Linked DNA regions of Mus musculus: region 1 is linked to region 2. A link is a loop called in an ENCODE intact Hi-C map of the cell type or tissue named here. Cell type or tissue: left cerebral cortex. All regions are shown on one strand.

Evidence for each region. Peaks named below come from ENCODE experiments on the same cell type or tissue, not always from the same donor. Only the 100,000 strongest peaks of a DNase experiment are listed, where the experiment ranks them.
Region 1: it touches region 2 in a loop (3-fold over the local background); 5 of 42 quality-filtered maps call a loop at or near these places.

What each region holds. Positions count from the first base shown.
Region 1 is chr6:37,236,685-37,244,684 of GRCm38, reverse strand. All of the region lies in intron 1 of Dgki (diacylglycerol kinase, iota), which reads left to right. Among named protein-coding and RNA genes, the nearest start is that of Dgki, 59 kb to the left of the region's middle. In left cerebral cortex, no CTCF peak of the experiment used is centred here; DNase peaks (open chromatin) are centred at 2,096, 2,394, 2,819, 3,103 and 2 more places; H3K27ac peaks cover 2,811 bases.
Region 2 is chr6:37,292,452-37,300,451 of GRCm38, reverse strand. Dgki (diacylglycerol kinase, iota) reads left to right here and starts at 476. Exons shown (of 34, transcript NM_001081206.2): 1 at 476-889. The coding sequence starts at 504. In left cerebral cortex, no CTCF peak of the experiment used is centred here; DNase peaks (open chromatin) are centred at 2,484, 3,289, 5,132, 7,446 and 3 more places; H3K4me3 peaks cover 4,393 bases; H3K27ac peaks cover 3,465 bases.

The sequences.
Region 1 (8,000 bases), 56 kb after region 2:
CTTGATAGTGATGAGTCTTTTGGAGATTTGCTACCCAGATTTTTTTTTTTTTAAAAGTCTAGGGGAACCTTTCTAGATACAAACCAGCGACTCTCCAGCAAGATTAGTCAGACACACTCAAGAAAGAGCAGCCTAATTTTGGTCACTTGTGAGGGAATGGGAAACCACCAGTAAGTGCTCTTAAAGTTTATGTCATGATGGATTGTAGGAGATGAAGAGGGGCATACGGAGGAAGACATGGGCTAGTTAGGAGGAGCGATGTCAGCAGAGGAAAGTGGCCTTCGGTGGCAGATCCAGGAACAGGACGAGGGAGGAAGAGGAGGAGGCGACTCGTGAGTACTGAGGCGCGAGCTGCTGATCTGAGGTGCTTGTCACAGACTGTTGCTCATGTGGACTGGTTTTCTTGCTAATGAGTCGCTTAGGCATTGCTCATAGCTCCTTCTCCAGCCATTTGCTGGGGGTGGGGGTGGGGTACACAAAACACAATTGCACATTCTTTGGACTATAGCAGCATTGGCCTGAGTGATGTCTCCCTGAGAGAGCAGATAGATCCAAGCCAAGGGCGAGTTTTGCCCGATCCCTGCAAAGAAAGGCAGCTGATATGGATTTGGTCTTTATTTCATTGCAGATGCCTTCTGTAGGTTATCTAGCTCAGTCCTTGGCAGAGTCAGTAACATGCATCACTGTCCCATTTTGCCAGGTCACACGACTAGTGGGTGACTAGGGAGCTGGGTGCCCCATGTCCTCTGTCTCCTGAGGCCTGCTTTCTCTGCTTTACCAGCTGTCCATCCAAGTCTCTTTCTGAGACTTGAAGGAACTTCAGAAAATCATGGAAGTTTCCAAATATACTGAAACTCCTCCAGACTTTAGAGTGACGGTAGCTTACTTTGTTGAATAGAGGCATGCCACTGGGCCAGGCATCTGGCATTGCTTGTTGATTGAAAGCAGAGCAGCATCTAGTTAATTTTGGGTACTGTTGTACCCGACCATCTATGATATATGACTTTGTTCATTGTTAAAATTCATGTGTGTGTGTGAATGTATGTGTGTGTGTGCACATCCACACATTGTGAACCTATGTGTGTGTGCAGGTGCAGGTAGATGCTTTTGGCCTCTGTGCAGAGGCCAGAGAAAGAAGACAGCTATTTTGGTATATCATTTTCCACCTTATTCTTTTGGGACAGAGTGCATCACTGAACCTGGGGCTCAATGTTTTTCCACTGGACCATCTGTCCAGCAAGCTCCAGCAATGTCCACCACGGGACTGGGATTGCAGGTACATGTGGTTGTGCCTGGCTTTTTACGTAGGTGCCAAGGCTCTGAACTCAGCACCTTGTGTTAGAGTAGCATGTGTTCTTACCCAACCTCCTCAGCTGAAGCTGTAGGGATTTCTCCAGGGCCCTTCCCAGTTTCCCTCAGTAGATTGCTGCAGGCTTTTCTGGAGTCCGTCTGAGAACGCGGTATTGCCTCTCCCCTGCTTTTGAAATCCTGTATTGTCTTGTGCTTTAAACTTTCCTGCTGGGCTTAGGATGGCCCGGTGTTTCCTGTGGTCAATAGAAACTGGTAGTCTCCAAGATAGACGTGAGTAAAAGAATCAGCAGACTGTGGCCTGTGGGCTTCATCTGGATATCAGCCTTTGCAAATCAAAGCGTATTGGAACATAGCCGTGTTTATTCCTTTATGTATTGCCAGTAGCTGCTTTTGAGTGGCACCGAAGGATGTCACTGGGACAAAGCCTGGAGGTCCACAAAGTCTAGAATATTCGCTCTCTGGCCCTGTGCTGAATAAGTTTGTGATCCCTGCTGTTGTCCCCTGAAAGAATCTTAGAGAAAGCCAGACACATGGATGTAGGAAGAGGGTGGTGTCACCCAGGCAACTGTATTAGGAAACCTACAGGAGGTAATGTTTTCTAGGTGGCCTTTGTATTTGGGGATACTAGAAGAGAGAGTTTTCTTGCTCATATGTTGAAAGGACTCCTGAGACTAAGCAGAGGTTCCTGGTAGGAACGTGGCCTCTGATGTTCAAGTGCAGAGCCTTGCCTGTCTGTTCTGACTGCCTATCTCATCGCGCCAAGTTTGGAGATTGTGACTCTTTGCAACCACGCAGCAGCCAAGCATGCCAGCTGATGCTTTATATCCTCCCCCCAGCCCTTCATTTAAAAATAAACTTTGCAGAATTTTTCTCACAACTCTTTAAGTATTCTGTTTTGAAACATTTAATTACCCGAGTTATTTATATGGAAAGGTCTGATATTGTTTCTAATGGGAGTCTGTTATTTATGCCTTTTGCTAAATTTTATCTTATATTAGGGGAAGGGCTGAGATTGGTTACTATGGCAACACCCTCAAAAACTGCAACAATCCCATTATGGATGTTAAAACTATAGTCATTCTGGTGGGAGGGCAGCAAGGAGAGTGGGTGGCAGTCTTTTTATTTTTACTTTAGTTTTTAAAGAAGGCCTCTCCCACTTCCAGCCTCTTGCAATTATTTATTTTAAACTTGGCAGCTTAGGGTATCGAATTGAGAAACAAAACAGAAAAAAAGTCTCATGTATTCTTTCATCAAACATCTATATATCTTTTATACCCTCTGAAGGGATACCCTGTTTTATATCTGTTCTTTCATTAAAAATATTGATTTATTTTCCAGACTTCTATTGAGGCCTACTTTGTATTAGAGATGAACAAGGAAGCATCTTTCTACGTATTTTTCCTTTTAACTTGCAAGTAACTTGAAGCCATTGATTCGGTTCACTTTATTTCACTTAAGGAAATTTGTTGAGCACATGCTGCGTGCTAGCATATGTTCATGCTATCACACAAAAGAAAGAAATAAAAATGCATAAGATAGGGGCTTTTATGGAAGAACATTTTCTTAGGGAACATAGATGAATGCTCACAGTGATGAAGAAATGGTTAAAATAAAATACTGTGGGTGCCGATACAGAGATATTTAACCCTCCAGCCTGTGAAACATTGGGGAAAACACTTTGTAAAGAGATGACATTTGGGCTGCTCTGCAGACAGATGGATTTTTTTTTTGGTTAGGGGGTGTGGTGTGGGCATGCGTGTATATCACATTACAAGCAATCTGGACCAATCTGAGAACAAATATATGGAGGTGAGGGAGTCCTTGGCTACCTGCAGAAGGACTCAGAGCTATGTGCATGTGTGTTGGACCGTTCTGAGGATATAGGCTGGGCCCATCATGTCTCGTGGACTAGATTTAGGATAGTGAGTCACTGAAGTGTTGAGGCAGGAGAACAACTTGAGCATTTGTGAGACAAATTCATAGTGAAATGATGGAAGGGGGCACCTTGGGCTTCATAGGAAGAGTTGTAGAGTAAGAAGATGTGTGGTTAGGAATTGGTGATCTCAGAGGAGGGGAGGCCCAGAGCCTGAGTGAGCATCCCACTCATCAACACACCCCTCTGTGCTCAACATGCCATCTCACTTTTAAAAAAATAGATATTTTATGTATGTTTGGTGTATATGTATGGCTTGGGTATTTAGGAAGAGAGAAACTTCATTTGAAAGATGGCCTGCATCAGATTGGCCTACGGGCATGTCTGTGGGGCATTGTCTTAGTAGTTAATGAATTCGGGAGAGGCCAGCCCTTCGTGGGTGGTACCATCCTTAGGCAGTGGTCCTGGGCTGTATAAAACAGCTAGTTATCAAGCCTGAGAGTGAACCTGCAGGAGACATTCCTCTGAGGTTACTGCCTTGATTTCTCGAACTTGTCTCTCTCAGTGATGGACTGTTACCTGGAGATGTAAGACGAAATAAACTCTTTCACTCCTGAGTTGCTTTTTATTTAACTATTAGCACATCAAAATAGTGGAATAGAAGTGAAAAGAAATAAGGATACTCGTGTGTGTGGTATGTGTGTGTGTTGCGTGTTGTGTGTTGTGTGTGTGTACCCATGTATACACAGGAGGAGGCCAGAAGACTTTCTTTAGTAATCACTTCCCACCTCATGCCACTGACATAGAGTCTCTGACTGAGCCTAAAGCTCAGCCCTTTTAGGTAGGCTGTCTGGCCAGTGATAGGTTTGTCTGGCTTTCTCCCACATTGCTAGTGCTACAGTTGTGTGAGTACAGGCCTAGCATATGGGTAAGTGACAGGGGTCTGAACTTAGGCCCTCATGCTTGGATAGCAAGCACTCTGAATCACTGAGCCATCTCGTCAGCCTGCAAGCTTCATAACTTTAAAGAACTAGATTCTGAGGTATGAATGCGATCAAAATAGTTAGAGTTATTTTTGACTGATCTAACGTTTATAACTATGATCAAACAATCCTCGAGATAACCACATTTGGCGTGTGGAATGTAGAACCTAAGACAGCTTTGATCTTCACTACTCATCTTTAACCAGTACAGTGAGGCATGCCCTGCCCTGGCAACTCTGGCCATTTGGGTAATAGAAGCCATTCATGTGGAAAACATCACACTAACTCAGCAAGAGAAATCAGCAATAAAGGCCCTGAGGCTGATTTAGATTCGAGGCTTCTTCCCTCCTTGCTGTTCAGCGCCTCTAATCCCCACTGGAGGTGGCGGACAGCCCGTTTCTCCTTTTCTACCAGAGCATCTCACCTGTTTTCTTAATGTGCTGGCCTCTGACCTGTTAGTCTGGTGTCAGAGTTCCCTGCATCCAGCAGGTAGTTGATATCACTTCTTGGACTGCTTTGCATCGTCTTTCCTTCCATATTGATGAAGGGTTCATACTTATGGTTCCCTGAGACAAGGACAGTGGTTATCCTAGCTGTACTTTACTCCCTCCCTTGCCTCCTGATAAACACTTCCTAAGACAATCGTGTGGTGGCCACCACATCTTGTGCTGGTAGCGTTCATCTTCTTTATAGGGGATTCTAAGCACACTTGGCTTCTTCAAACATCCCTTCCTTCTTCAAAGTGTGCAGCAAGCCCATTTCCCATGCTAGGTAAAGCAGATGCAAACTGGCCTGCCTCCTAACCTGCAAGAATTGCCAAGGCATAGGAGAAGGCCTTTCTCTGCTACTTTAAAGCTCCTGTCTCTTGATCTGGTAACTGTCCTTAACCACCTCTCTTCATGGTTTGAGGAGTATTTACCTCTTAACACATCATTAACTCCCTGGAACAACTCCTCCCCCAAACACCAGATTTCATATACTCGTATTCCTGTTGTGGGATGAAGAAACTAAGAGTTTTATAAGCAGTCCATTGGCATCTTCTTTGTCAAATTTCAAAAGTGGTCTGGTTCTTTTCTGAAAATGCATCATGCCTTCCTTAAAGCTTGCGAGGGACTATCCATGGGAATATCTTGTTACGCGAATGCAATCCTCCTGCCTTGAAAATATTTCCATCTACTTGGGTGTTTTGTTCCATGGGTTCAGAATCGGCGATGAGGGATGGGTTGCACTGAATGGCAAGAGTGACTGTAGGTAGCCTTGGTAGAGATTGCATGAGTACCTTAACCAGAGACACACACACTCCCTCCTCGAGCCACCACTGTATGAGCAGTTGTACAGGTCACAAACACTGTTTACAGTGACCGATTTCCCCTATGCTGGTGATGAATTTCAGCCTGAGTCTAGTCCAGATTTCTTCCTGGGCAGATTTTAATTGACAACCCAGTAGAATTCTCTTATTAAAACATCACAAGCTTAACAAGAAGTGTTGCTTTAGGCCCCATCCTCCCACCCCAGATAGCCTTTCATCTTCACATCACTTTCTCTTTAGTCTTAACTGATACCCAGAAACCCCCTGAAGAGGCTCAAATCGGAGACCTGTGCATCACCTCTGGATTCTTAAGCTTTGCCTTAACTTCTTAGTAGTTTGGTGATTTCTGTACCCACATTGCAAATTAGTGGCTTTTTTTTTTTTAAGTATAAAGACTTTTATGGGATGTAGTGGCGTGGAAACCGTCCATTATGAATGGCTTGAGGTCTATGAAGTGTGCCCCTCTCTCGGCACTCTCTTTACCAGTCAAGAATTACCGATAAGCAGGTATACTCCTTTCTTTGGAAAGGAGTTAGTTTCAGCTAGTTTCTTTGTTTAGGCCTTCATCATCTTAAAATAATGCAGCTGAGCGAAACAGAAAGGCTATATATCCTGGAACATTTCAAATATGTAAGAAGGTAACAAAATGAGCTTTGGTGAAACTGCCTAATTTTGAGTTTCAAGATAATGCCTCAACTCTCTTACTGCATACTCTTTGGTATCGAGTTAGGCTTTAGATAAAGCTTAAATGCCTTCTTAGCCCATTTTGTTCTTCTGTAACAAAACCCTTGTTAATTTGTAAAGACAAGAATGTCTTTTTTTCACAGTTCTGAGTTTACAGTGACAGGGAAGTAAATCTAAGGCTAAGATGCCAGTATCTGTTGTGGCCCTTCTTATTTTGTGGTAATGTGTCAGAAAGGTAGAGAGATAAAAGGAGGCCAGGCTCACCTTTTCTTCCAGTGGCAATCCTACCCCTAGGAAGGGAGCTCCTGTGGCCTTTTACCTCTCACGGAATTCATCTCTTCATACTTAAACAGTGATGGTTAAATTCTGACCCAGTTGCGTGTGCGTGTGTGCTTGCATGCATGCACGCATATGTCAGCATGGAGGCCCAAGGTCGATTTTGGGAATGGCTCTTCTGACATTGAGGCAGGGTCTCTGTCAAACCCAGAACTTGCTGATATGGCTGATCTCAATAGCCAGCATGCTCTGGGGAAACCCTGGGATTACACACAGGCTGGCCACCACACCCCTTGGCATTTATGCAGCCTTTGTGGATCCACATTTAGGCATTCCAGTATGCTAGGCATGTTCAGGCAGCAAGTACTGCAACCTCTGAGCCATCTCCTTAGCTACTGACCCGAGCTCCCAGATGGACTAAAACCACGTAGACTTTGAAACCATGACACAGCCACTGACATCTGAACTGTGCAGTTCTGCTTTGTGGATTGCAAATCCACTTTGTACTCTGACGCCCCTCAGAGACAGAAAACATTTCCTTTCCCCAGACACGTTCCCTTTCCTTAGAAGTGTTTTCCACTTCGATTCCATGCAGCGAGAGGCAGGCACTCTTCTTGGGTTTTTCAACATAGTTGAGTACCTGTGTGCATATGTGAGTGCATGTGTTTGTGTGCATGTGTGTGTGAGTACATGCATGTGTGTATGTGTGCATGAGTGTGTACATGTGTGTGTGCTTGTGTGTGCATGGATCAACTTTTACTTTTAAAGCTGTACTGGGATTACGCTGAGATTTTATTAACTCCAAGATTGAATATACAGGCTACTGATTTCCACGGATCTGAAATAAAAGATTTATTGAAGAGTTCAGAGCTCATTCCTTTCTGGATTCGCTCTGACATTTGCCTTCTGACTTTCTGTATTTCTTTCTTTTTAAAATTCACACGTGCACACATAATAAACTCAGGAAATTGAGACTTTCTGAAGCCCCAGCTATATATGGATTAAGAGTGCTCTGACCCCAGACCTGCCTCCTCAGCTGAACCTCCCTGCCTGCAGGTGAGCTGGCCTCGAGGGTGTGAGAGAGAGCCTCTTGCCAGCTGTAGCATGTTGGGGGAGCAGATGTACCTCACCTGGGCAGCACAGTAGAGCTGGCCTGGTGACAGGGGGTGGGGTGGGGATGGAATGTGGGGGAGTGAGCTAGCCTGGAGGTCATGGGCACCAACCAGAGAATTGCTCCCCTCCCCCAAGTCCCTCACCAGAGTCCAGTAGAGCTGGCCCTGGCGGTGTGGACAGGGAGTGCTGGAGAGTTGATCAACTCAGCTTCCACCTAGCATTCAGAGTTGGTTCACCCCAACATCTACTCCATCTATGAACTGCTGGAGCATGTGAAGGGACCTGTCCTACAGGTCCAAGGCTGCAGGATCTCCATGACACAGGGTAACAGTAGGAGATCTGAGAGGCCTGTGTTGCACAGCTTCTACAGCAAGAGGTTTTTTGTTTTTGTCTTTGTTTTCTTTATTTCTTTTTTATTTTCTTCTGGAGGGGAGGTTGCAAGGGCAGATGG
Region 2 (8,000 bases):
AAAGGTCCCCCACGTCTGGAGGTTACTGCTTGGCGCCAGCTCTGATGCTGCAAGAAGGTGACGGACAAAATGCTGCCTCGGGCATCTGTCATCAGTGGACTGGACTGAGATGTGCCCAGCAGCTCATCAGTGCTGAGTAGCTCCTGGGTCCGGGTCCGCTTCCCTTGTGCGCTAACCAGGGCGCGGCAACCCGGCTTGCCTCCAAGTTTCCCTGGGCACTCTCCTTTCTTGATGACCAGTGTTTGTCCCCAGCGTCCTAAGCCCCGCGGCTCCCACCCTTTCCCTCTCTCCTCCACTGCGATCCATTGCCTGCAGGCAGAGTTCAAGTTCAGTCCCGGCTTTTGCTCTGGATTTAGAAAAAGGAGAAGGGGTGGGAGAATTGGAGGGAGCCGGCTGGTCGGGCGAGGCCGAGGGGAGGCGGAGAGAGGTGGCCTCTGATTGGTTGGGGAGGGGGAGTGGAGGCACGGAGTTTCCCACAATGCCCCGGTGCGGTGCAGCCGCGGATGGATGCTGCGGGAAGGGGCTGCCATTTGCTGCCCCTGCCAGCGGCGCGCGGACCTGCCCGCGCTCCCGCCGCCTCCAGCGCCCTCAGCCCGACCGGCCTCTGCAGCGGCACCACCTCGGCTTCTTTCGCGGCCGCCGGAGCGGTCGCCATGAACCCCAGCTCCTCGGCGGGAGAGGAGAGAGGGGCGACGGGTGGCAGCAGCAGCAGCGGAAGCGGCGCCGGGAGCTGCTGCCTGGGCGCCGAGGGCGGCGCGGACCCGCGGGGTGCAGGGGCAGCGGCTGCTGCTGCCTTGGAGGAGCCCGCGGCCGCCGGACAGAAAGAGAAGGAAGAGGCGCTGGAGGAGAAGCTGAGGGACTTAACTTTCCGGAAGCAGGTCTCTTACAGGTAGGCGCGGGAGCTAGCGAGACAGGTGCCGCCCAGGGCGGGGGACACTTGCTCTAGCTCCAGAGAGGCACTTCTGTAGAGTTGGGGTTCAGTCTCTCTCTCTCTCTCTCTCTCTCTCTCTCTCTCTCTCTCTCTCTCTCTCTCTCTCTTCAACCTTCGTACCTCCGTGGTTTTGCTTCTATGTATGTCTGTCTATCTGTCTCTCTCTCCTGGGGATATGTTGTTCTCATCCTCTAATTCTGGGTTGAAGAGAAGAAGTGGGGTGCCCCAGCTTCTTCTCCCTGTAACACCCAGGGAGGGGTGCACTTGTAACAGAAGAGAACACTAAGGTCAGAACAAGATCAAAACCACATCTGTGAGTGTATGGGGTGCAAACCCAGACATGCCCAGTTAGAAGAGTTGCCAAAGTTGTCCCTAGGCTAGTGTCATCTCCACACTCCCCCATCCTTGCCGAGTTCACTGGGTGAGCCTTGGGCACTAACCGGATCGCTGAGATCTGTTCTGACAGGCAGCAAAGAATAAGCCATACAGAACAGAAATCCTTATGGGACGTTCTTGTCTGTTAAAGACTAGTGAGCTATGGGTCTCTTCTTGTAGGTATGTAAGTATGTCAGTGGGTGTTGGTGTTACATGCCTGTGTGTTCTCTCCCTCTCTCAGTGTGGACAGCCTACTCCCAGGCTTACCTCCCCCCAACCCCCTGCCCCCACCCCACCCCCACCCCCCGTCCCAGTGCTGGTGAGAAGAGATCACACTGGCACCTGAGGCTGGATGTGTCTTTGACACTAGGACAGTGTACGGTGAACGTCCACCCAATTACGCTTTATGAAGCCCCAATTGTGTGAGGATCCAAACCAAAGGGAAGATTTCATAGGTTCCTTACACTGCTCTCCCATTCCCAGGCACGAGAGACGGCGCCGAGACCACCCTCACTGGTGATTTTTAAAAGTTGAGGCCATAAGCAGAGTCTTGCTGGGTCTCAGAGTGATACTTGGAAAGGGGGGGGGGGCGGGTCAAGGAAAGCATCTTTGGAGCCCTCCTCCTTTTGGGTTAGCATTCTCTTCTAGAAAAACCATCTAAAGTATTAAGCCTGTCACACCATGTGCTGTTATGTAAGCAAAAGCAGATGACAGAGGTGTGTGGGTTGCGAGGGTGTGCTCTGTTTATGGGGGCAGGTGTGTGAATCACTGGAATCCCCACAGGCATTGCCTGGACTGGAGGCCCTGTCATCAGGGCATGTGCTCTGTGTCTAAATGCCGGTTTCTGCTGATTCCTAAATGGTCTCCATCCGTAGCCAGGTGGTTGCTGCTGCATCCATCCCTTGCTTGCATTTTGCTCTCTGTGCGCAGAGGGGGTTTCCCACCTGAGTTGTCCTCTTAGTTACTCACACAGATCAGTTCCAAATGGATCTTTTTATATTTTCGGTTTCTAAAAATAGGCAGGTGGGGAGGAGTGGGGTAGGTCTAGGGAGGTAGGCTAGGACACAGGCAGTTCAATTGTACTTAGGATGGTCTGTCTGGCTCTTAGGGGAACAGGAACTATATTCAGCCTAATTTAGGAGCTGTAAGTTGAGGGGGTGTTATCACGTGAAATACATTGTGGGTCTGGGCTTCTGGGCTAAGAGAAGCTCCTGGGTCATTGGTATTCATGAGACTCCTCATTGGATAGGGCTGTGAAGCCAGAATTTGCAAGGGAAATCACTTCAGCTTGCCTCTTGGCAGGGGTCATTCTCTGAGGCTCTCTCTTAGAAAAGCATAGAGTCGGGGCGTGCAGCTTCCTGGGTGAAATGCTCCCACAGGCATGTGGAAGTGTGTTTGTCACAGAAGACACGGAAACAGGAGCATTTTTGCCAGAGAGGAACAGTACACGACACTGACCTATCTTGAAAGCCACTGTGGTGGCTTTTATTTCTTGGATGCTATTTCTTCTTGAATAAAGCCTCACAGTTTTCAAGGCAAGTGACACTTGGCACACACAGCACCTCAGGTGGCTGGTCAGATGGCTTGCAATCCCCAGGTGAATAGCCTCCACTCTCTGTGGGTGATGCTGGCTGTTACACTCCTCAGGTGATGCTTACACACCAGTACCTGAGAGTTGCTGTCTCCAAGCTTCAGTCATTGACCCTTGAACTCATAAACTGCTCAGCCAAAGCAAGCCAGGCAGTCATAGCAAATGGTCTTCCTGTTGGCCTTGGTAACCCTTTGTGCTGGACTCAGAGGTGGCAGTGGACCCGATGGTCTTGATGAAAGGATTCTGGGCATGACTTAGCATGGGGGACTAGTGGGAGGTAGTGGAGTGGATTCAGGAAGCCCTTGGGGGAATAGATTCTATGCAGAAGTGTGTAGCAAGAGTAGGAGGTACAGCTTCTATGTAGGGGATCATTTGAGGTGGTGGAGTGGAGATCTGCAGGCAGGTGGAAATGCCTCGAAGAACACGAATATTTGTAGAATGAAAGTTGGTGTGAAGAAGGGGGCTTTGGAGGACTGTGTGTGTGTGAGTGTATGTGCGTGTGTGTGTAGGGGGGTCTCATCTGCTTCTCTTGTTGCTAAGGAACATATAAGCTAGAGTTTAAAAATAAATGAAGAGTGGGTGGGCATATGCAGTGACTCCTGTCTTTTTAGGAACCAGAGCCCTTTACAAAAAAACCTTTAAATAACCATTTCTGGAGGCAGATTATTCATTTTGCTGACTTTTTACTTCGTGAAGTCAAATAAACTCCTTTACATACCCCTAGATTTTCCCCCCATTATCTTTTCTTTCATTGGCTGTTCTTTTGGGGGGATGATTTTTCCCGTGAGAATTTTTCTTTTCTTTCAGAATCTGCACCCCAAGAGCAAATAGTTCCTGTAGATGGTAAAGCTAAAGGTTTTAGCAGGCAATGCTACGAATCTGGCACTTTTCTGTTAAAATTACTACTTCCTTTTTCTTTGCAAATAATGGTATTGCAACAGATACATATTGTAAAGGACTATATAATATGTATGTAAGGACTCCTTATTTTAGCTGCTGTAAGAATTCTCATTTAAGCGAATAAAAAGTAAAGGAAAGAAAACCCAGAAAGACAGAGAAGGAGAGAGAAAAGGCAGCTGGTATCGACTGTGTTCTATTTGTCAGGCAACACTGTGGGAAGTATTTTAGCATATTGTTTCTTTTGTGTGTGTGTGTGTGTGCATGCTTGTGTGTAAGAATGAGTGTGGGAATGTGTGTGGGTGCATATGTATATGTGCAGGTACATGTGGAAAATTGAAGTTGACATTTTCTTTTTAAATTTGCTCTTAATTTATTTATTGAGACAGGGTCTTTGAACTGGGAACTGGCTGATTCCGGCTAGTCTAGCTAGCCAGCTTGCCCTGGGAATAACCTCGTCTCTGATTCCTAACTTCTGGGATTACACATGGCCACCAAACCAGTGCATCTTCTAAGTAGTGCTTAGATGTCAGATCACGCTGGCCAGGTGGACAGGAGCTTTATCTACTGAGCCTTATCCTCAGGCTTGTATGTTCTGTCTTATTTGAGCTTTATGGTGGTTCCATGATGTGATTATTACTGTGTTTGTTTTAGAGAAAGTGAACCTGAAGCTTGGGGCTTGGGCTAGAGGCAAATCTGACTCTAAAGGTTTTTCTTTAGACTGCATCTTTCTGGTTGTTTCCTCAAGCCTCTGTGCTAGGGTTGAACTCTTTGTATGTGTGAATATGGGTACCAGTGTGTGTGTGTGTGTGTGTGTGTGTGTGTGTGTGTGTGAGTGAGAGAGAGAGAGAGAGAGAGAGAGAGAGAGAGAGAGAGAGAACTGATTTTTCACCACAAGATTCTTCAGGTTTCGAGTTTTTCTTTTTCTTTTTCTCTTTCTTTCCCTTTTTTTCTTTTTCTTTTTCTTTTTTTTTCTTTTTCTTTTTTCTTTTAAAATTTAGACAGGGTCTTTGCATGACTCTGGCTGTCCTGGAATTCCCTATGTATACTCTGTAGAACAGACTGATCCCGAACGCACATAGATCCACTTGCTTCTGCCTCCTGAGTGCCGGGGTTAAAGGTGTGCGCCACCAAGCCCAGTCCTCCCTGTTCTTTCTTAAGTGCTTCATCCTTTGGGCTGAGGCTCCTTGCCTTGGCCTCGATGGCTAGTGCCTTCAGAAACCCTCTACTATTTCATAACTGGAAATGAATATAAATTCATGATCTTCAGCAAATTGTTTGGTTTTGCTTCTGGGAACAAAACCACCTCCAAGACACCTGTTATCTCTACGAAGACACCCATGTTAGAAGTTTATGCACTTTTAAAATAATTTCTGCAGGTGCTGTGTAGGTGCATGGAGGTTTGGTGCAAAGCTGCTGCCTTTCCTCTTTGGGCAACACACAGCAAGAGAGAAAGTATAAGCTTGCTTGTAAGGAGGCCTTGGCAGGAGCCATTATCTATGAATTTCTATTCGTGGACTTAACTTGCTTCATTTGAGGCAAGTCATAGTGGTCACACTTGACCTTTCTCACGGAAAGTTTCTAGTACAGTATAGAAGCAAAGGCCGGTACAATGGATCTTCTTATAGTAGACAACTGCTAGAAAGGGGGTCTCTTATTCCTTAACTTTGATGACAACAACAAAGTGCAGTTGTCCCTTAGTGGCTGTGGGGGACTGGCTTCAGGATTACTGTGCAGATAAGCCCCTTAGATAAAACCGCATCACATTCGCATATAACCTGTTTGCACCTTTTGAGTCATCTCCATTTCTTAATACATGTTTTAATAAAACATAAAACATAAACAAAGTTTAATGCACTTCAAAGAGTTGTCAGACACCATTAATGATAACATGGCATGCTCGGTCCAGAAATAGTTTTATTTTTTTCCCTAATGTTTTCAATCCATGGTTAGTCGAGTCTATAGTGGCAGGACCCGACGACACAGACGTCTCACTGTGTTCCCGAGTCGTGTTCTGTTCACACAAACAAGACTGTATTAGTAAGGGACAGCTGGGAGTTGGAAGCTAAACAGAGTAGCATGGTCATGTCTCTTCCTTGCTCTGGAGTTAGTAGTATACAGGAAACATTGTCTTCGGAATATCCGCATGTAACGTTCTTCTTTACAAAGCCAGTTTTAAACATCTGTGCTCTGTTTTATACATTTGTTAGCTACAGAGTTCAGGGTGAGACAGAAACACTTCCGGTAACTTCATGTCTTCCTCTAGTCATTATTTAGGCACGGCAGTGTTACCTTCCTCTGTGGGGACACATACCAAGTGAGATTTCAAATGAACTGCTGTCCAGAGTGTGTCTGCCGAGACTCATCTCTGAGAAGAAGGATTTGATTTGTTTATGTTTTTTCTTTTATATGGGAGAGTTCTCACTCTGAGCCCTATGGAGTTGGGTGCTGGAGAAGTGGAATAGAGCTTTGCTGGTGTTCAATTCTGTTGTGGCAACAGTGATATTGCCTCATGGGGCCAAATTAAATTAGAGGAGAGCCAGCTCTTTCTAACACTTGACTTTCTAATCTGAGAAAATGAGGACTCCCAGGGAGTGCCAACCTGGTCGCTGCACCTCTCTGTTCTGCTGGGCTGGGATCTGGGGTACTTGTTTGCTCTGCCACCCCAAGGCGTACTTGGAGTCGAAACCCCTTTGAGACCAGAGGCATCTGGAGAAGCCACAGTCACCTTTGGGCTTAGCATGTGTTCTTGGGTTTGCATTGGTTGCACAGATCTTGTGAAGGCTGATGGATTTTTTTTTCTGAGGTCCTATCTTGGGATAGCTGCTGCATTGAGGGGCGTGTGAGCGATTCTTCTGATAGATGCCAGAGGAAGGAAGGAATTTGCACAAAACAACAATAAACAAATACCAGAGGGAGATGAAATTTGCACAGAATAATGATGGAACAGACTAATTTCTAATTGAGCTGGATGGAACATATTGCCAGGCACAGCAAACCAGGGCAATGTGCAAGATTAAAGAAACACAATAACAAGCTGAGTCTGTTTGAGAGCAATGCTCTCATTGAGTCTCTGTACTTGTTTGCCAGCCAGCAGGCTCCCCCATAAGGTGAGAGCTCTGAAGGCCCACGTTTGGGTCATCTCATGTGGGTCTCTTCAGATAACTTGGTTAGGACTCAGATGACTTTGTTAGTGATAGCCTGATCTAGGAATTAGAGATGATAGTAGAGAAATGACGTATCTTCTTTGAGGCTCAACATAGTCACTGTAAAATGGGGTCACAGAAGTATCTGCCCCAAAGGCTTAGAGATTAAGGGTGTTACATTATGTCCAGAACGCAACTGGGTTAGCTGTCCAAAAGAATCTTGTCCTTCTTGAGTGGTAGGTAGAAGACAAATATTTATTGAATGAATAACTTAATCGTCAACTTTAAATAAGCAGCCACTTTTGCCTCTTTCAGATCCATTGTAAATACTGTTTTCCCATCTTCTGCCTTTCTCTCCTGTACACTCTGCTCAGCAGCCCAGAGCAGTGTTTCTGTCTGTTTACAACTTCCTCTTGGAGTACCTGCTCCAGCCATCTAGCCAGCTGCTGGAGGCCGGAGGAGGGAGGCAGAAGCGCTTCCTTACCCATCTATTTGCAGCTTGTCAGAGAAAAGGCCTTAATTTGCCTTCTGAGCAGTGCTAATTAGCTCTCCGGTTCTTTCTGTCTGTCTTATGCTTTTCCAAGGGCAGCATTGATTTTTCTCCCCAGGGTATTTTCTGCCCATGTTTCCTTCTGTGAGTAGAACTTTTAACCCAGCATTCCTGAGGACTGTCCGTTCACTCCAGCAACCTAGGCTGTGTGTTACTTCACACATCTTTCCTTTAGACCCATCTGAATGACGTGCGTGCGTGCATGTGTGTGTGCATTCGTGCATGTGGGTATGGGCCTGCACGTGTGTATGTGTGTGTGCAAGGTTACTTGAAGAATGCTTTTGCTTACTCTGTGACTCTGAGCTTTTGCTTTGTTTATAATTTGCTTAATTACAAAGTCTTCAAAAGAGTGACAACTACTCCTCATAGTCATGTATCCTACACAGCACAAGAGAATGGCTTATGAGTTCCCCAACATCTCCAGGATTCACTGATGTGTGGTCTCCACCCAGCTTGGATTATTCTAGACAAAAGTACCTCATTAAGTCAGATGTTTGCACACTGGCTGAA